Linked DNA regions of Homo sapiens: region 2 is linked to region 1. A link is a loop called in an ENCODE intact Hi-C map of the cell type or tissue named here. Cell type or tissue: PC-9. All regions are shown on one strand. Links, peaks and the distances in the headings refer to the core of each region. The heading gives the core; the rest is flanking DNA.

Evidence for each region. A loop is a pair of places that touch in the nucleus more often than their neighbours do. Peaks named below come from ENCODE experiments on the same cell type or tissue, not always from the same donor. Only the 100,000 strongest peaks of a DNase experiment are listed, where the experiment ranks them.
Region 2: a loop joins it to region 1, with 12 times the contacts of the local background. A loop is called at or near these places in 2 of 110 quality-filtered maps.

The regions. Positions count from the first base shown.
Region 1 is chr3:194,867,112-194,877,946 of GRCh38, forward strand. No RefSeq gene overlaps it. Among named protein-coding and RNA genes, the nearest start is that of LINC01972, 100 kb to the left of the region's middle. In PC-9, for the core only: CTCF peaks have their summits at 2,582, 4,347 and 4,613; DNase peaks (open chromatin) are centred at 2,890, 3,820, 4,530, 5,700 and 1 weaker place; H3K4me3 peaks cover 1,817 bases; H3K27ac peaks cover 4,272 bases.
Region 2 is chr3:194,710,630-194,721,464 of GRCh38, forward strand. All of the region lies in intron 1 of LINC01968 (long intergenic non-protein coding RNA 1968), which reads left to right. The region is part of intron 2 of LOC105374292 (a long non-coding RNA gene); the gene reads left to right. Among named protein-coding and RNA genes, the nearest start is that of LINC01968, 7.6 kb to the left of the region's middle. In PC-9, for the core only: no CTCF peak of the experiment used is centred there; DNase peaks (open chromatin) are centred at 4,582 and 5,002; H3K4me3 peaks cover 612 bases; H3K27ac peaks cover 3,144 bases.

The DNA of each region.
Region 1 (10,835 bases), core at 1,143-9,142:
AGGTTGGTCTCCTCAGGTGCTGCTGATGCTCTGTGTGAGCTATGTGCTGGCTGCAAAGGTGCATTTGTTTATGACAATTTACTGAGCTGTACACTTACTGTATCAATTAGCTGTTGCCATACCAAACCATCCCCAAACCCAGTGGCAGACAATAAGCATTTATTTCTTGCCGACTGGTTTGTGTTCAGTTGTTCAAAGTTGGGCTTGGCTGTGTTGAGGGCAGGCTTCTCCACATGTCTCAATCTCCTTTAACTGGCAGCCATCCAAGGCATGGTCTCAAAGGGTGAAAGGCAGGAGCCCAAGATAGGGAAATGGAAACACACAGGCTTCTTCGGGTCTCAGCTTGGAGCTAGTGTCCTCTGACTGCTGCCACATTCCAGTGGCCAAGGCAAGTCGCAGGACCAAGCCCGACATCAGTGGAGTGGGGAAATACGCGCCTCTCAAGCTCCTCCCCATGTAAACATTTGCTCAGCAATAATCTAATCCAGGACATTTATTAGAGGTGTGGCTTACTGTGTGTATTTCGTATTTCAAAGTTTTCAAAGGAAACCAAAAAGGGTGTAGGAACCGCTATCTTCCCCTACCTCCTCCACACTACTGGGTCCCCTCCCACTTCTGGGATCTTAATGGAAAGAGGATAAGTTATGAAAATTCTCTACACAAGCACAAGGAAGAAAGGAAGGAAGAACACGTGCTTCCTAGCACACAATGCGCTTCCCGTCAGCTGGGCTGGAGAGAAATGCCTCCCTGGTCTGCCACCCCCCACCCCCGCCAGAGACATGGCGGCAACAAGTCACCCCTTCCTGTAGTTGTAGCTGAAGGGACTGCTGTAAAGTGCAGCCCCAGTTTTCCCAGCCCCTGCTCCCTTACCTTCAAGGGCTCCCTATTGTAGTCACACTGTTTAATAAAGGGTGAACTTTATCCAGTGAGAAGGAAGGAGCTGAACATTTAAAAGGCTCAACATTTCTGCAAGACAAATTGAACTTTTTGCCTCCTAACCAACAATCCTGAAAAAGTCTCTCTTATTCATCGCAGATGCAGAAGGTTTAAGCAGGCACCAAATTACTCCAAGGGTAACATCCCAGTTCCTTGGTCTTTAGATCAGACGCACTAAGAGGGACGATAAGTCTTCAGAGAGGTCTGGTTCCTACTGTAATAAGAGCATGGGATTCTGTTCCTTCTCTGTAGGTAGGGAAAGTTCAAATGTACACAATAACAATTCATCCCTCTCTTGCAACTTATCTCATATAAACTCCATCTCTAGAATCAGGCTGCCTGGTGTCAAGTCTTGGCTCTACTTGCCGTGTGACCTTGGGTAAGTGATTCGACCACTGTCACCCTCAGGTCCTCCATCTGTAAAATGGAGATTTGCTTATTCATTCAATGGACCTTTATTGAAAGACCTACTATGTGTCCGGCAGGGTGCTGGGCTCTAGGGATACAATGGCAACTGAGATGGACATGGTCCTCGCCGTCATGGAGTTTATATGAAGGGTAGAGTCAAACCGCAAACACTCTGTCACATAACCACAATCTCAGCCATAGTGTCATGAGGAAAACAAACCATAGACTGAGATGGAAAATAACAGGAGAGTCAGGAAGGTGGTCTCACCAAAAGGTGACACACTTAAGCTGAGCCTCAAAGGAAGAGCAGCTAACCAGGGGAAGTCTTGCCAGGTGCAGGGAGCAGAGCTCGGTGAACTCGGGACACTGAGAGGCCAGTGACACAAGGGGAGAATGGCTTCAGGTGAGGCTGGAGGGAGAGGTAGGAGGTGCGTCCTGCAGGGCTGGGAAGCCGGGAAGGGAGTCTGGATTTATCCTACAGGCAGGGGGCGGCCACCGAGGGGTTGAGATGATCACGTGGCTGCTGGCAAAGATGGACTTGCGAGGTGGTGTGCAGGTTAAGAATGGATGTGAGACCAGCCAGAAGCCTATTGCAGGACCCCAGTGGGTCGTGGTGCTGGCGCTGGAGATGGGGAGAAGAAGGCAGTTGAGTCAAATGGCCCCCGTGGGGCGAGAAGCCCCAGGACTCAGGACAGAATGAAGATGGGGGAGTGTGTAGGTCTGGTTTGAGTCAGTGAGTGGAGATGGCTGTGACCTCCTGATATGCGAGAAAGAGTACAGGGAGAGGTGAGGAGAAAGCAAGGTAAGCCCAGGGCTTGCCAACACTGAGGGAGGGGAAGGAAAGGGGAGGGGAGGGGAAGGGAGAGGAGGGGAGGGGAAGGGAGAGGAGGGGAGGGGAGGGGAGGGGGTATCAGCCCAGGGTCCTACAGAGGAGCAACTGATAGGGTGAAAGGAAAGCAAGGAGGGGGTGGCTCCAGAAAGGAGCATTTCAAGAAGTCAGGATGCCCATCTAAGTCCAGTGTTGCTGAGACGAGGACAGAAGCTCCAAGACACACCAACAGTGAAAATGAGTCGAGGAACCGTCTGTATAGTATATATCACATTTGTGTTTTCAAAAGTTGTGTGTTTGGAAGCGGGAGGATATTTTAGCTTATTTGCAGGTTTGCTTATGGAACAGCTCTGGAAGACTCTGCAAGACTCTGGTGACAATGGCTCCCCCAGAGGAGGGAACCGGCTAGCAGGGGATGGGGTGGAGTGAGAGAGACCTTTCACTGTGTGTCTCACCCTTTGGGAGCTTTCATATTTTTATAAAATATAAATATATGACTATATTACTATTCAAAATTACAGTTTGAAAAAAGCACCCTGCCTTGGGAGCTGCTGTGGGATAATAATAATCGTTTCCTGCGCTTCTCAGGAGGATTACTTGAGATGATGTATGTCAGCTGCTTAGCTCAGGCTCAGCGTGGCACTCCATGAGGTGAGTCGCATCCCTGTCACTGCTGCTCCAGGAAACAGCAGAGAGGGCCTTGGCCTGTGTATTCGGTTCCCAGGGTTCTCGTAACAAAGTACACAAACTGCGTGGCTTAAAACAAGAGAAATTCCTTCTCTCACACTTCTAGAGGCCAGAAGTCTGGAGTTGTGGCCGGGCCCTGCTCCCTGGGAAGGCTCTAAGGAGGAACCCTCCCTTGCCTCTCACTGCTGCTGGTGATCGTTGGTTCCCTGCATTCCTTGGCTTGCGGCTGCATCACTGCAGTCTTTGCCTCTGTTGTCACACAGCCTTCTACCTTCAGTGTGTCTGTCTTCACGTGGCCTTCTTACAAGGACACCAGTCATTAAATTCAGAGCCTACAGTAATCCAGTACGACCTTGACTTGTTAATGACATCTGCAAAGACCCTATGTCCAAATAAGGCTACATTCACAGGTACCGGGTAATTCCGAGGACACCATTTAACCCAGCTGAGCCTGGCAGTTAATATTCTCACAACCACAAACTCATCCGTGACCCAGGTGAGTCCCTTCTCATTCTGGGCATCTGGTTTCCACCTATAAAATGAAAGGGGTGACTGGAGTCGCTCTAGGCCCCAGCCCAGCCCAGAAGCACTGGGTGTCCTTAGACACTCCTGGACCGGGTCTCAGGTAGGTAAGCCGGGCATCAGGAACAGGACTGAGGAGGCCGAGGCCTGTGTGTGTTTCATGTTGCTGCAGGCGAGGGACGTGCACTGGCTGTCACTGCAGACACTGCAGCCATTGCTGAGGATTTCTGAAGTCCTGAGCCCCTAGGTTCCTGGGAACAATGAAGCTTGAACTCTGTGGCCAGAATCATAGCCCAGAGCTATACTAAGACTCAGTCCTGCCCAGCCCCCTTTTATCACCTAATTCATGGCACAAGTGCAAACTCACATTCTTGTCCAAAGAGGAGTTGGAACAAACTGGATTTAGCGCAGCAGATTCTGAGGGACATCTGAGGTCATGAACTGAGCGGGCGTGTGCTGCTGAGTCAACTCACACAGGCTGCCAGGTACCATCCTCAGACTCCGCAGGAGAGGGTGGGGAATGGGAGAAACTGGAAGAAGCTTCCAAGAGGAATTTGTGGCAAACCTGCTTTACCGTGTTGGTTCCCTTTGGGTAACCAGATTGCAATAAAAACAACAAAGACACTCTCCTCGTGTATGAGAACTTCACACCTCATGAAAAGCTTTATACCTGTTCGCTTGTTTGATTTGATTCTAAAAAGTTGTGTGCAAACAGGGACTTTGATTGCAGTTTTCCAGATAAAGAAACTAAAGCTCAGAGTGGTGCCACACAGGGTCCCTCCCAGGGGCTGCTTCTGATGGCTCATTCAGGAGGGAGACCTTTAGAATTACTGCCCAAATCTCCACCCCAAGGCACCCAACACAGTGTCAGCGTAATCATCTTCCATGGGGACACTCTGTTCTCACATTCTTGTGTAAAGTATGAATACCTGCATTTTATGGAAGATTGCTATTTGTATTGATTTATAACATACAATATAAATGAAAGCAGTGTGTTTGCTATGCAAACACAGGTTCAAGACCAGCCCAGAAGACCCCTCCCAGCACCTAAGCCGTTCCAGATGGGCCTCCTGGAGTGATCACAGTTGTTCTGACTCACAGGAGGCCAGCCAGGATGCTGCCAGGGAGGCTGCCTGTGTGAGCACGCCGTCTGCAGAAGGCAGTCTCACTCTGCTAAGACAGACAGCTTAGCGCCGGGCTCCTGCTGAGGACACTGCCCCGGGGAGAAACCCTGGGCCACCCCACTCACTGTTCTAGTCCCGGGCGGGGCCGGCAGGGCCTGGGCAGGTCAGACTTTGCTGTGGGGCTGGTTTCCACAGTGAGGGAGGAGCCGGTTCCGCTGCTGACTGGTGGGCAGCTCAATGCTTTGGCCAGTCAATGACATGGCCATTAGGCAAATATTTGGGGCTTGATTTTGGTTATGGTTTTTAAAATAGAAAATGAATAAATTAGGCTTGGGGAAGTGGTGTTTTACAGTCACGTGGGAGGAACAGGCATTGAATCTGATTGTCCTTGGGCTGCAGCTAGAATTGCAGCCTCGCCTCTGTGGCATTTAGGCGTTGGCTTAACCACAAATCACAGACCAGAGAAGGCCTCAGTGTCAGAGAAAGGCCTGGAAAGAAGGAAGCAGACACAGAGAGCCACGGACTCACCCAAGGTCACACAGCTCATATCGGGTGATTGAACTGTGTGGGGGTGGAATCACATCTGTCCAGGACATCAGCATGTCACTGGCACCCATCTGGCACCTGGCAGGGAGTGGGTGTCCATTACGTGGGATGACTGTGTGTAGGAGGGAGGAAGGCAGGCAGGGAAGGAGGGAGCGGCAGAGAGCGAGGACACAGGGCTCTCATTGTCCAGGCCCTGTGCTCTGCATCACCACTCTGAGCTTGACAGACAGAAACGGGAGACAGCGGGAGCAAGCTGTGAACAAGGGAAAGGAAGGATGGAGCAAGATGGAGAGGGTGTGGGGCCCAGAGTGGGCTCTACTTTCTCAAGCCATGCCTGACTGTCCTTGGTGATGACTCGGGCAGAGAAAGAAGAGGTACCCCAGAATGTTCTCCCCAATAATCCTGGCCCCGCGCACCCGTGCCATGGACTCTGATACCAGGCTCCCTGCCTCTTCTGCTGGAGTCCTGTGGGAAGAGGGAAGGGGAAGCTGAGAGAGAAGAGAGGGCAGGCACTCACCTTCCAGTAGGGAAGCAGCAGCAACCCTTAAATCTGCTCTGTCTTTTACCTCTGACAATCACAGGCCACGTGTAATTTGATCCCTGAAACAGCCCGGTGAGGTTCCCATTCCACAGACACAAAAAGAGAATCCCTCTGGGCTCTTGCCACATTCCTGTATGATTAGTTTTCTGGTAAACATGAATAAACCAAACTAAAAAGGGCTGTTAGTGTATTTAATTTAACAAGGAGTAATTCCTCAGTAAATCCAAGGACAGAATCTCTAATGGGCTTTGCTGATGAACTGGTCAGGAGATATTTGGAGTCCAAAAAATCTCAGCAACCACAGCTCAGTTAGCATTCTATCGAACATTTACTAGGTGCCAGAACTATCTTCTTACTCTATTGTCCCATTTACTCCTTACACCCCCGAGAGATGGGTACTATTATCATGCAGTTTCCAGACGATGAAACTCCAGTACTGAGAAGTTCACTGCCTGTCTAAGGTCATCTCGATAATCACTGGTGGCCTCAGCATACTTTTAATTATATTTCCGTGCCTATGCAAGAGACTAGCCTCCGCCAAATATTGGATCTTTGAGGGAGGGGGCAGCAGAAGGACACACTGGGGTGGTGTAATCAGCTGGTGGGGAGTGGGGGAGGGAGAAGCAAGAAGAGTAGAAGAGAATCAAGAAGGTCATTTTTTGGACAGTGGGCAAGGTAAATGAAAATCAGATATTTAAAAAGAAAATTTGGCCTGGTGCGGTAGCTCGTGCCTGAAATCCCTACACATCGGGAGGCCAAGGCAGGTGGGTCACTTGAGGTCAGGAGTTCAAGACCAGCCTGGCCAACATGGTGAAACCCTGTCTCTACTAAAAATACAAAAAATTATCTGGGCGTGGTGGTGGCGCTTTCGATCCCAGCTACTCGGGAGGCTGAGGTGAAAGGATTGCTTGAGCCCAGGAGGTCGAGGCTGCCATGAGCTGTGATTGCATCATTTCACTGTAGCCCGGGCAACAGAGTGAGACCCTATCTCAAGAAAAAAAAAAAATCACATCTGGGGCTGGGCGTGGTGGCTCACGCCTGTAATCCGAGCTCTTTGGGAGGCTGAGGCAGGGGATCACTTGAGGTCAGGAGGTCGAGACCAGCCTGGCCAACATGGAGAAACCCCATCTCTACTAAAAATATAAAAATTAGCCAGGTGTGGTGGTGGGCATCTGTAATCCCAGCTACTCTGGAGCCTGAGGCAGGTGAATTGCTTGAACTTGGAAGGCGGAGGTTGCAGTGAGATGAGATTGCGCCACTGCACTCCAGCATGGGCGACAGAGTGAGACTTCATCTCAGAAAATATATGAGTAAGAAAAAGAAAAAGAAAATCTGGGCTTTGAAAGCCCTGCATCTATTTTATTGTTTCTTAAGAACCACATCCCAGGTTGTAAAACACCTGTATGTACAGAACTTGAATGTGTTTATTGGTTCTTCAGGCATGCGTGCACATGAGGACACATCTCAGAGACTATCCTGGGGATGAGGGCTTCTAATTATATGGTATGTGAGGCTGTGTTTTCATGGAAAGTGAGCTCCTTAGACTCACAGAGTCTGGGGCTTGGTTTTGCTGCAGGAAGCTGTGTGTTTAGTAGAGCAGCCGTTCGGGCTAGTCTCTGGGGAAGAAGAAACTCTTCTCCTCCTGGTCTCAGGTGGGCTGAGCTGGGCTTGACAAGATCATTTGGTTTCAAAGAACTAGACCCTGCTTTGCAACTGAGTCTCCCCAGGAGAAGGTGTCACTAAGCACAGATTCATCCGGCCTCGAGGGGATCATGTTGTCATTTTCAGAGGAAAGCCCCAGAGTATTTTGATGGGGAACTCTCAACCCCTGACCTGCCGTTGCTACTGCAAATTTCATGAGGCTGGTTCTGTAACTTCTCACAGACCCAACAGGTTGAATCGAATCAATTAAAATCATTGCAAAACCCTTGTCTACTATTGCTGGTGATAAGTGTCCTAGGATCTGATATTTTTTGATTGATTAAGACCAGTTGCCATGGTGGGGGGAGATGGAAGCCCCAAGAAACCAAGAATTGCTCCCCTCTCGGGACCATAGTGTGCATGAGGAACATGAGCCTCATTGGAGATCCCAAGATGAGCAGTGGGGAATCAGGCCCGGAACCCACAACTCCTCCCGCCCTCTCCTCCAGCGCACTTTCCCCATGACTCCGCCCACACATGAGGCTGAGGCAGGGCACCCAGGACACAGGGCCGGAACATGCTTTTGGACATCCGGAAACTCCTCCAGCTGAACTCAATCGCTGAGCACTGATACCAACTGTGGAGCATTGTGTGAAGATGGCAGTGCTCTGGGGACCTGCGAGGTGAAGGTGCCACACTGGATGGAGACTGCCTGGTGACTCCCACTCTGGGCGGGAAAATGCCAAAGGACACTCAGCACCAGGAAACTGACCAGGAAACCTGGGAATGGCTCTCTGGGGCAGAGAGAACCTCACAGTCATCTATTTAAACTCCAGGAGCTAAATGCCACTTCTCTGTCCCTTCCTCCTAGATCTGAGTTTTAATCCCTGGGACCATGTAGAACACACCTAACTACTTTTCCAAGGATCAGAAATGTGAAGAGGGCACGTCTGCTACTCCTGCTTCCCAAGTCCTTTCCAATCCCCACCTCCCCAGATCCCTCAGTTCTTGCTCGTTTGACAAGCTCCTCATTCAGACCTGTTTGACCCTGGTTTCTCTCTTGTGGCTCTCCCCTCAGTCCGTGTCTCTAAAAGGTTATGTCCAGAACAGTGGATTGTGCCTCCCTCACTGTGGACCATATATGTCCATTAATACAACCATTAACCACATTACCTTTTTGGTTACCATTGGCCACTGACAAGGCCTACATGATACTTACTCCCTAAGACCTATAACTTGGCCAATCTTGTCTTTGTATGCATAGGGATGAAAGTTACCAACAAACTCAACTCCTCAAAGAAGTGGAAAGCCAACCTTATTAAATGGTGTTTTCAGTTGGCGACTAACCCAGCCTCCAGCCCAAACACTGTCACTCCCCAAGCTGAGACATGTGAACCTGTCGGGAGGTGCCAGGCATATCCTCAGTGCCACCCTGAGCCACACTGCACACATGTAGCAGGGTACAGCACCAGTCTCCTGGGTCTCAGACCCTTATTAAGGCAACAAACATGCTAGATCCAACGATCTTTAAGCTCAGAATTTTTTCCTTCATTGGCTGAGCTGCCACGGCACAGGATTTGTTCATTTATTGGCTGGGTCTGGGGCACCATGACCCAGAGTGGAACTTGACACAGCTCTTGTGCAGAGAAAATGGAAAGCTCCCTAGCATAACAATGACAAATCTACTCACTATGCAGGCGACTTCAACAAAGGCTTGCGAAGGCATGTGCGGGCCATGTGTCGGTGCAACACTCACATCTGGCGCCTTTCTGGTTTTTGAGAGAAGAGCGGAGCGTGCCGGGGAAACCTAAGCATTATGGTGAACTCTTCGATCCTATCCTTGGACTCCGGTGACATGGGAAATCTTCAGTTCTTTGGTTATTCAGGGAGGGGTACAGATGAGATATGAGGAACACCAGGCTGCGGGGACTGGAGCAGCCTCAACTATTCACGCGTGGGTTAGAGAGCTGCCTCCCCTCCCTCCCCGGGCCATGGTGAGAGGACTAGCCGGTGTCCACAAATGTTTGGAGCTCTTACACAGATGCATCTTACTCGTCTTTGAATCCTCAGGGACTGACACGTGCGAGGCATCTGGTCACACCAGGCCAGACCCGTTTTCTTCTTTTCTTCTTTCTATCTGCATCTCATTTTAGACATTCTAGGAATAACGTTGGCTTTAGATGAGAACTCAGAAATAACCCGAGACAAGTGGGCCTGCCCTGGGCCAAGGACCTTGGCCTCCTGCCCCTGCTGGCCAGCCCCCCTAAAGGGCGGAATCCCAGTGCTTTGCCATGGTCCCCTCCCGCACCCCATGACCACATCCTCTGGCAGCCAGGATGGACTGAATCACCTCTTGAGCTCTGTTTCCAGCCACAGATGCTGGAGGCCAAGACAAAGGGGCTGGTATTGCCAGGACCCCAGCTCTCCCCTCCACTCTTTAGCCTGATGGCCCCACGGTGGTCGGGCAGCTTCAGCAGCTGGGAGAGTGAGGGCCGGTCAACCTGGGAGCACTGTGCAGAGTAGAACCAGCTGTTTCCATGCCTTTCCGGCTCCCTTCCCACCTGGCTGGGGGCTTGGGGGATGCAGGGAAGCTGGGGTGTGTGGGAAGTGGTGGAGCTCAGCTGCCTCCCTCTGACCCACTTACTAACTCAGGAAATTCAAGGGCTTTCACAGCTGCTGAAGACGTGCCTCACCTTGACAGAACCCAGGTGGCCCAAATCCCAGAAAAACCCAAGTGGCTAGTGACAGCCGGCATTTGCCCTTCCGTTTCTGTTGTCTCCATCAGAGGGGAGAAGAAAATCTTCTAAAAAGCCAGAATTTGAAACACGCCTCTGAGGAGACGAGATCTGACTTCCTTGCTTTTGTCTATTTACTGGTTAATTTTCCCTTCTAGCCTCCTCAGTAGTATTTTCCTACAGTTCCACATGAAAACTCTTGGAAGAAACCAGTAAACTAATTGCTTCCCTTTGCTTTGTGCGTGTGTGTACGCACTTGTGTGTGTGCATGAGTATGAGCGTGTGTCTGCGTGTGTATTTTAATATTCATAAGCGACTTCGCTGAAGGCAGATACTTGGTAAGAATCACGAGAACTTTCCAGAGGAACCCTGAAGGAGACTGGGAAACATGCCAGCCAGAGGGACACAGCCTCCTTCTCCTTCCAGAGCCAACCCTACTCCATTTTCTCCTCTACACGCTACCCGAAGCCCAGCACACTTCCTCCCAGGGGTTTGTGAGCCTGCACTTTTCTATCTCGAACCTGCCTGCTGCAGACCCAGTCATTCCTAAACAGAACTAGGGTAGGGCACAGAGGCCAGAAAGCGTTGAGCAGTGCTACTGCAGAGCCTATGAAGACCAAATCCCCCAGCGCACACACAAGGTCCTTCTTAGTCCGGCTTCTACCTGCTCCTTCAGCTGCATCTCTTGATTCTGCGGACCCCTCCCCACCTCTTAACCCCAGGCATCCCCCTCTGCCCTGGCCACATCAAGCTACTTGCCAAGCCTCTTTCCCCGCCTTCCATCCGGTCTCTGCCTGACAAACTCCTAATGTTCATTCAAGGTCCAGCTCAGTGTCCAGTTCCTCAGTAAAGCTTCGTCAGAACTT
Region 2 (10,835 bases), core at 1,815-9,814, 160 kb before region 1:
CCATCCCTTGGCCAAAGTGACCCACCTCCCAGCCACTAAGTCCCTTCCCTGGAAATTTTGAATTTGGGACCAATAATTCTTTTTCTGGTGGTTGAGGCTGCGAGACACAAAACCTAGGCCGAACGCAGTGCTCACGCCTGTAATCCCAGCACTTTGGGAGGCCAAGGCAGGCAGATCACATGAGGTCAGGAGTTCAAGACCAGCCTGGCCAACATGGTGAAACCCCGTCTGTGCTAAAAATACAAAATTTAGCCACGTGTGGTGGTGTGCGCCTGTAATTCCAGCTACTCAGGAGGCTGAGGCAGAAGAATCATTTGAACATGGGAGGCGGAGGTTGCAGTGAGCCGAGATTGCACCACCGCACTCCAGCCTGGGTGACAGAGCAAGACTCCTTAGGCCACTGGGACAGTAGAAGATGTATTATCTAAATTGCCTTAGTTTGAAAGCAACAACGACAGAAAAATAACACTCTGGCTGATTTAAGCAAAACAAAAAGAAATTTGCCGGAAGGATACTGGGGCCAAAGGGCTGTCTCCTGTTGGGCAGGTTGTGCACTGCACAATTCAGGTGGTGGGAGAAGTGCTCACTTTTTCATCTATGTAGAATTGCACCTCCTAAAGTTGCACCGTACACTGCCTATAACACCATATGCAGTAGTCCTGCAGGAGTGTCTCACAGAAGTGTTTCTCAAACTCTCTGTGCTGAAGGACCAAGTTTTTAGTGTTAATGTTATTATTCAAATCCATTGTAGATCAAGACTTTGGTAAATCAAATACGAATTACTTGAAAGACAAAATTTCACTTGATATCCCAGCAATTGTTCTAAAAGTGACTAAGCACTCAGTTTCTGAACTGACCTCACTATGAACTAGTAACTCATCATTTGGGAAAGGGAACTGGTCCACAGACCACATTTGGAGAAGCACTCACAGATTGTCCAAACTCCACAAAGGTGCGGAGGGAATTAGGTGCCCAGAACAACTAGAACGAGGCCATGAAATACATCTGGATTCTCCATTTTCCATATGTTTTTCTGTCTGCCTCTTGTACTCTTAAACCTCATGGCAGAATGGCTTTCTCTGGGCTGTAGAAAACACGACCAACAGCTCTTTAGGTTTTGTGTCTTTTTTGTTTTTGAGATGGGTTCTAGCAATTCTCCTGCCTCAGCCTCCCAAGTAGCTGGGACTACAGATGCATGCTGCCATGCTCGGCCAATTTTCTTTGTATTTTAATAGAGACGGGGTTTCACCTTGTTGCCCAGGCTGGTCTCAAACTCCTGGGCTCAGACAATCCACCCGCCTCAGCCTCCCAAAGTGCTAGGATTATAGGCATGAGCCACGGCGCCCAGCCCAGTGGCCTATTTCAACTGTCTTTACTATAAGGGACCTGGATTTAGAGTCTGACTTTCCCACGGTATGATTCATCCATTTTGCTGTCTTCTTAGTTCTCATGGAAGGAAGCAACTTAATACACACAGCTTGGGAGGATGCCAGACATTCTTCTCCACCAAACGTGACATTCTGTGGCTGGGCACGCTGGCTATTTAAAGGTTCCCTTCCCACATCTGAGCCCCAGTGTAGAGACATCATGTTTGGCTGACAGGTAGAGGGAGACAGGCTAGGCATATTCTGTACACTTTGTTGGTGGGCCTGTAACATGGTCCTCTTTCTAGAAACCATGTTTAGTAATAGTATCAAAAGCTTTAAAAATGTCTTTTGCCCTTCTAATAATTACACTTTGAGGATCCTCTCTTAGGGAACTGAAAGGCCATCAGAGATTTATGCCCAAATATATCTGCTACAGTTTAACTGTAAAAATAAAAATTAGGCCAGCCTGGGCAACATGGCGAAACTCCATGTTTACAAGAAATACAAAAATCAGCCAGGTGTGGTGGTGTGCACCTGTAGTCCCAGCTACTTGGGAGGCTGAGGTGGGAGGATCATCTGAGCCCAGGGAGGTCGAGGCTGCAGTGAGAGGAGATCGTGCCACTGCACTCCAGCCTGGGTGACAGAGAGAGACCCTGTCTCAAAAATAAATAAATAAATAAAATAAAAATTAGGAATGACCTGAATGTCCAATATATAGGAATAAGTAGATAATAGAAAATGAAGTGAAAGTGATCCCAATTTATTAAAATTATGTTTATAGTGTTTTTAGTAGTATGGAAAAAAATATATATATTAGGGTAAAATATCAGGATACAGTAGATTACATATTTAAGGAAAAAACACTAAGAAAAAAGACTGGCAAGAAATAGGCTAAAATGTTCATAGTGGATGTCTCTGAGTAGTGCTACTTAAGGTGATTAACATAATTTAAAAAATATTTGTATGAACTTTCTAAATTTTGTTTTTGTTTTTTTTTTTGAGACAGAGTCTCACTCTGTTGCCCAGGCTGGAGTGCAGTGGTGCGATCTTGGCTCACTGCAACCTCTGCCTCCTGGGTTCAAGCAATTATCCTGCCTCAGCCTCCAGAGTAGCTGGGATTACAGGCGCTCGCCACCATGCCTGGCTAATTTTTGTATTTTTAGTAGAGATGGGGTTTCACCATGTTGGTCAGGCTGGTCTCGAACTCCTGACCTCAAGCAATCAGCTTGCCTCAGCCTCCCAAAGCGCTGGGATTACAGGTGTGAGCCACTGTGCCTAGCCCTAAAATTTGTATAAGGAGAACATATTACTTTGATAATCAGGGAAAATGACATTAAATATTTTAAAAAGGGGAAAAAAAGATAGGGCAGTTGCCTATTTTAGGTTGGGCCCCAAAACGAAGCTGGCGGGTCACTCGGGGGTTAGGTCTAGGCTTCAGGCTCAGCAGTTTGATTTCCTTGGCTCCTTGAGCAGATCTGGGCCAGGATCCCTGGCTCGTGCTCACAAGCAGACACAGAGCCCAACTCAGTGTGGGCTCTCGTGCATGCGTTGAGTGCCTGCGATTATCAACTCCCATTTCAACAGGTTACATTGTTTTTCTTTCCTCTTAAAAAAATTGGTTTTTAACATGCCCAGGGTAAAACCTCTGAAGTGGGTAGCATTTTCTGATTCCATCCTAGATCTGGGGAAATCCCTGTGATAGCAAAGAATAGGCAAAGTGGCTGAAAAGAAAATGGGTCATAAGGCTGAGGCTATGCATTCCCCACAACCCAGAAATTCCACTCCCAGATATGTAACCTGGGCAGACCCATACATGTGCATGAATATTCATTATGGCATTTCTTTGTAACAGTGAAAAATTGGAAACAACACCAAAATAAATGAACTCCCATTAGCATGGAGGAATCCCACGTCAAAAGTATTGAGCAAAAAAACAGCAAATAACAGTTTGATTCCATTAATATTAATATTATATTTATTTGCTATTATATTTCATGTTATCTATTTATTATTATACAAGATATTATAATTTATTAATATTATATTAGTTTATAATTTATTAATATTATATTAGCTTATACTATGTTAATATTATTTACAATGATTCTATTAAGTTAAACATGTGCTCGAATACCATTGATTATTTATGGATATCCACATATGTGGTAAAAGTAAAAAGTCATGTATGAGAATAATCAACGTGGAATTCCCGAGAGCGGTTGCCTCTGGGCATAGAGGGAGGGAAATGAAACGAGGGAGTGGTCCATGGAGAGTTCAATGGTATCTGTGAGGTTTGTGTCTTAAAAAAAATATGTGAAGCGAATATGGAAAAGAATGTTAAGACTTGACAAAGTCTGGTGGTGGGTACATGTAATTCCCTAGACTCTGCATTCTTGGAATATTCCATAATAAAAAATAAATAAAGTTAAAAAATGGAAAGTAGGACACCAACTCAGAAAGTGCATGAGACGGGCGGAGAAGACACAGGGGAGGAGTGGGCTGGTGGGCCCTTCTGGTGTGAATCTGGACATGGTGACATGGGGCGTGGAGGGCACCTGGGCACCAGAGCTGACTTGTGGGGTGCGTGTGCCCAGCCCTGCTAACCACAACATGCGATGCCTCTTTCCCTTCTTTTTCTGGCTGTACTTCTTAGACCTGCGGTCTGCTGGGAATTGAAAGTCTCAGCAGCAAGGCTTTGGTGCTGGACCATCTTGTTCTGAGGTGTGCTGCCTGCCCTAAGTACCTCCCTGGGTGGCTCCAGCCTTTGTACTCCAGGGCTGATGTAAGAACAGCACAAGTTCATGCTCACCTCCCACGAAGGGATGGAGGAAGCTTTGGGGCCTGGAGATCCTGATTTTATTTTACTTCCTCAGGCTTTACTAAGTGCTCAGATAATTCATGGAAGTCTCCACTGTCCTGGTCATATGCGCTTATTAATCTGCCTGGTCTCGTCCTTTTTATTCTTAATAACAACGTGTCCAGTTCAGTTCTATGTCAACATTCCAAGAAAATCCAGACTGAGCCTCCTCCTCACCAGTGCTCCTGTCTAGTCCTGGAGGCAGGGGACCTGCTCTGGAATCTCAGCTCATGCAGCAAGTACCCGGATGACTTTAGGCAAATCATGTCACCTCGCTAGATCTCCCTCTCTTCCTCTGGTACATGGGGCATCCATACCTGCCTCACCAGGTTGGTATGATGTCATGGTTGCATAATGTATCATTTGTCACAGTTCCAAGCGCGCTGTCTGCATGAGAACTGGCAGACTGAGTTTGCCTAGCACAGACACAAAGCATTGATTTACCTTTCCCTAGGGTCAGATTTGGCACTCAGCATTGCAGGCCTTTCAGATTCTGGTTGTCTCTTTCTTCTCACCAAGCTACCCTTCCTCCTCCTTCCTTCACTCCCAGCCGTTCTTTCCCAAGTTACCTCTCTCAGATTCCTGCAGAAAAGCCTGAGTGCCAGCCTCCAGCTCTGGATAAGATTCTCCAAGAGTGGTTCTCAATCTTGCAGAAACTCAGAATCTCCTAGGAGCTCAAAACAACACCACCAACAACAACAACACCTCTTCTCCAAGCCGCAGACTCAGGAAATGTGATTCATTCAATCTGCCTGGGGTGGTCTAGGCATAGTACTTTCTTTACCTTCTATCGCATTAGGTGAGCCTACTGTCTGTACTAAGATTCTGATCTGTAAACACCAGACTTTCCTCTTGGGCTCCTGAGGAGCTCCCCCACCATCCTAACAATGGGAAGGAGCTATCACACCTTCATTTTTTCGGTTTCTCAAATTCTTTCCCAAGCCACCGCCCGGTGCAGTGGCTCACGCCTGTAATCCCAGCACTTTGGGAACTCAGGCAGGAGGATTGCTTAAGGCCAGGAGTTCAAGACCAGCCTGGCTAACGTAATGAGACTCTGTCTCTATTAAAAAAGTAAGAGAAAACGTTTAAAAAGAAAACATTTAATAATTTGCATGTTTTTCACAAAGTTCTTCCCTAATTTTACCTTGGATAACTTGTGTGGTAGGCAGAACAGAAATAACCTCCAGGCTGTCTCAAAGGGTGAAATGGCTTTTCCTCCCAGGGCCCATATGTGCTTCTGATCTGCTTGTCCTGGGACCTAGTTGCCCTCCTGCCTGTGGAGCTCACTCTTACCACAGATCTGAAATAAACAGCCCAAATTAAACCCAGCTACATAAAGCCATCATCTTAGACTGTGAAGAATTTGTATTTAAGGGATATTTCCTATTTATTTTGGGCTTGTGTCTCCTAAGACATTGATGCTGAGTGTGGCTAAAGATTTTGAGCAGGCCCTGGCGTGTGGTCCTTGAAGGCACTGCAGGCTCGAGGGTCCCTCTGGAATCTTCCACCTTAGCCACGTCCTCCTCTCTGCGGCTCCTCCTGGCTCAGTGGGCTCCCCCGTTGTGCATGACACAGCAAGCCTCTGAGGCTCGGACTCTCTTGGGCTGCTTCTCCCTATTCCAGGTACAGACTCCAGGCTAATGGAGGATCTGGAGCCTAAAGAGCGGAAGAGACTTACCCCAAATCACACAGCTGTGGTCACAGCAATTGAAAATGGTGTGGCGGGAGGGGCAGTGCTTGGAACTCTTGGCTTTGGTTCACACTTGTCTAGAGGCCTAGGCTAGGAGGTTGGGTCTGGAGCCACATACTTATCTCAACAGCATTTAGCTTTCAATGAGCAGCATGGCTAAAGTCTTACTTCTAGTTAAATAAGGTGGTGACACCCTGGAAGTTTCCACAAGCCTCTGGCTAAGAACTGGTTATAAAAGGTAAAGCAGAGGCTCATTTCCAGTTGAATACTCATCCCAGGATGGGAATAGAGGCATCTTAGACAGAAAGGGGAAACAGAAGTACCAAGGAAGTTTGGCTGAAATTTGGGGAAGATACTGACAAATTGAGTATAACTGACTATATATATTTTGATATTTGGTTAAACTTTTGATGGGTTGGTACAATTTCATTCTTTGCTTCCCTACTCCTGCAAAACAACTTTTTATATAGCATGTTCTGATGTCTTACACCATTTGAGCTTCACAACACCCATAGTTGAGGTGATCATTGCTGTTTTATGGATAAGGGATCTGAGGGTCAGAGAGGGGCTGGCTTCTGCTCGGGGTCGTGGCTGAGTTGTCGGAGAAGCTGGGACTAGCTGTGGCTCTCTCCTCTCTAGCATCCTGCCTCTAGTTGTTCAGCTTTGGACCAACTAGGTTTTCACTTCAGCGTGACACATCGGTGTGGTGAGTTTCAGAGCAAGGATTTACAAAAGGGGATACTGTTATACTGGACCCCTGTTAATGTCAACAGGGACAGCACCAGGCTTGACAAGCCAAAAAAGAGACCCAGAACCAGCGAATGAGACACATGGTTTTATTAGGGGGAATTACACACAAGGATGGTGCAGTGGCGGCAGGCTGAACAGAACTGCCACAGCCTCCAGAAAGCGTGCAGTTAACACAACATTTTTACCTCATATGCTCCCCTTAATGACCTCCACCTGGCAACCTCCATTTAACCCAAAACAAAGAGCTTCAGTCCCCTGTATGGTCCACCTTCGATTGGATGGCTGGGGGCTCAGATGTTCCTCATAGGTAAGGAATGACTCTCTGGGTTGGCCACACTCAGAACTCTGAACACATATTCAAGTGTATCTGCCATACAGAGCCATTCTCTGTGTATGCTTAAGAAGTTATTGCTATCAGGCATGTCTACCATACAAAGGTGTGTCTACCATACAAGGGGCTTGGAAGGGGTCTTGGGAAGAAAAATATGAGTTCAATATGGTGCCTGCAGAATTGGCAAATACGTGACTCCAGTAAAACCACCCAGGGCAGACATCAGTAATCTATCAGGACATTCCTTCCCATTAAGCCTGAACATGGCTTCTTAAGACTCTGATCCAGGCAGCCATGAACGTTCAGCAGAGCGGGAACTCCTGTTAATGAGGCCTAGCCTTACTGAATGCCTGCTATGTGCCAGGCACTTGCTACCTTCACTATCGCAGTACTTCTGCGTAACTCCAAGCAGCAGGCACTGTTAACCTCATTTTACAGATGAGCAAACAGGCTTAGAGAAGTTTCTATCTTGTCTCTCCAGAATGAATCTAAGATTTGAACCTAGGCAGTACAACTCCAGAGGGACAGCTTTGTTTTCAGCTCTTTGTTGCCTTCCACCCCTGATCTGCTACTACTGCCTGCTGCCTTTCTAGGTGCAGAGTCAATGTGACTTGAGGGCGAGAATGAGTTCACATCTCCTGGCTGCTCCTCTAGCTCCCCTAATGGTACACAGCCAATGGTCACAGGCCTCATTTCACAGAAGGAAGCACAGATGGGCTGTGACATTCCAAGGAAACAGCTTAAATGACGGGAAGAAATGGAAATGGGAATAGTTAATTTCCCAACCCAGACCTCTAGGTCAGCCCAGGGACCCCAGGGACTGGGGAAGTTTTAAAAAATGCCTCTTCTTGTTCCTCAAAGCCTAACATGGTTTAATTTTGCAAATACACCTAGGGCCTGGGTCTGAAGAGTAACACAAGCAATAGCTCTGCCTAAAACCTATCTTGGATTTTGTACAAGAAAGTTGTGAAGAAGTAAGAGTGACTGGTGTTAAATGATCATCTCATAGGAATTACTACAGAATTTGACCATCAGCCTGGGCTCCTTTTTGTGCTTCCTGGGACCATCTAAATTAGTAGTTACAACGTTAAGTTACAATGCTAAATTGGAAAAATAAAAGGAGTTTTCAGTTGTGTGTGTGTGTGTGTGTGTGTGTGTGTGTGTGATAATCTATCAAGCTTCTTTAGGAGAAAAACATTAGTTGATTACATTTATTTATTTATTTATTTAGAGATGGAGTCTTGCTCTGTCTCCCAGGCTGGAGTGCAGTGGTGTAATCTCGGCTCACTGCAACCTCTGCCTCCCGGGTTCAAGTGATTCTCCTGCCTCAGCCTCGGAGTAGCTGGGACCACAGGTGCGCACTAACATATCCAGCTAATTTTTGTAGTTGTAGTAAAGATGAGGTTTCACCATGTTGTTCAGGCTAGTCTCGAACTCCTGGCCTCAAGTGGATCTGCCTGCCTTGGCCTCTCAAAGTGTGTGAGCCACCCCGCCTGGCTGATTACACTTTAAATACTATGTTTGCTGTTTCTAAACAGGCATAAAATGGGCTTACTGTTAAAAATGTGGAATCAAATCTGAAAAAAACCCACAAGGATAGTGTCTTTTTCATCTCTGTTGGTCTTAAAAACATTAAAAACGACAACCTAATTAGCTACGTCATTTTCTTTTGACTGTGGGCAGGTGGCTTTCTTTCTGGTATTCTAGAGAAGGATTAAGGATCTAAATAGATTTGCAGATAGACTGGTACAAATGTCTCCATTGTCTGCCTCCTAGGGATGGAGATCAAGAATCCCTACAGGTGGTTTATGAGGTGTACCGGTTTGAATATAACCCCACAAGATCAATATCCTCCTGGAAGCTGTGAATGTGACCTTCCTTGGAAATAGGGCCTTTACATATGCAATCAAGTGAAGATGAGGTGATATAGGATTAGGGTAGATAGACCCTAAATGAAAAGCTTGGTGTCCCTATAAGGAGAGAGAGACACAGGGGAAAAGGCCATGTGATAACACACAGGCAGGGATTGGAGTGATGCAGCTACAAGCCCAGGGGAGACAAGGATCCATGGCCACCACCAGAAGCTGGGAAGAGCCAGGGAAAGGATTCTCCCCTAGAGACTTCAGAGGCAGCATGGCCCTGCTGACACCTTGATTTTGGACTTCCAGCCTCCAGAAGTGAATAGATTTCAGAACAGAATAGATTTCGATTATTTTCAGGCACCAAGTTTGTGGTACTTTGTTATGGCAGCCCTAGAAATGAACACATAAGGGAATCTGGAATGGAATTTGGACTAACACTCATTCCAGACTTTCTTTCTGAGACCTTGAAAGTGATACCTCGATGTGGGTGAAGTGCTTGTTTTCCAGGCAGTCTCTCATTTCATCAAGTGCTGAGAAAATGGAGCCCAAACGGAGTGTGGCGGTTTTTGAAGTCAAGAATAGGCAACATCCACGAAGGCTTTTCTTTTGTTACCTGATTTCCATATTAGCTGATCTGGGAACTAGAATCACTTTTAGTTGGGAAAAACGGCTGCTCTTCCTAGAGATCTGAGCTGACTCAATAGAATAGCACTGAGAGGTTTGCTTCTGGCATGACAAGTGTTTACTGAGCAGCCAGGAGGGGCGCCTGCCTGCCTCTACTTAAGGAAGAGAGTCTGGCAATGGTGTTCAACCTGGCACATTGGAAGTACCTGGGGAGCTTTAAAAATTACCAGTGTCTGGGTCCCACCCGCAAGGCACCGATTTAACTAGTGTGGAGTGCCACCTGGCATCAGGAGCTTTAAAGCACCCCCAGGTGATTCTAATGTACAATCGGGGCTGAGAAGCACTGACAGAAGCACCTCTAGATTCCAGGCCCTTGGAAGGAATATTTCCAATGACTAAAGTAAATTAAGGAAAATTAGCAAAGACATTAAAATATATATCAAAGAGAGAGAAAAACATAAACAAATGTGACATTCAAGATGCAGTTAAACTCTGTAGTGAGCTTCTCCAATATTTAAACAATGCAGCAGCTGTTTTGGAAAGCATGGTCCCACCAAATGCAGCTCTGAGGTCCGTGGAGCGAGTTTGGATGGTTTTCTTTGTTGGAGCCCTCGGCACAATGCCTGGCACAGAGCAGTCTTCAAGGAACATTGGCCAATGTTTGTCTCTTTAAGTCAAAGAGAAAGCCATAGTTCAGATATTTCTTGGCAACCTCTTTTCTTCTCCAAAGAAGCCTGGATCATCTAAATTATCCCCCAAAGCTTTCTTCATTCTTAAGAAGGCGCATCGAATTCTTTTAAATTAAATAGTTAATGACCATTTGCTGAAGTTCCTGGATTCATTTTAGATGGGCTAAACTGGTGGTTCAGAAGAGTTGGGCACTCTTATATGGCATGTGAGCACTACCCTGACTAATCCACATATATAGTTTAGGCCACTGTATATATGGATTAGGCCAATTGAAGGGACTTTAATGTTTCATGCTTTAATTAATCCTAAGGGGCTGTCAGTGTGTAAGTTTGCTGGTGTGACATACTGCTGATCACCTTTGTGATTTATTTGCTCCCAACTTCTTAATCAGAAACAAAACATCCAATTATCCTATTGTTATTATAAGAAAATACAACACGTAATCCCAGCACTTTGGGAGGATGAGGTGGGCAGATCACGAGGTCAGGAGTTTGAGACTACCCTGGCCAATATGGTGAAACCTCGTCTCTACTAAAAATACAAAAAAAGAAAACAAAGCAAAACAAAAAACAAAAACAAACAAAAAAAAACTAGTGAGGCGTGGTGGTGCGCGCCTGTAGTCCCAGCTACTTGGGAGGCTGAGGCAGGAGAATCCCTTGAACCC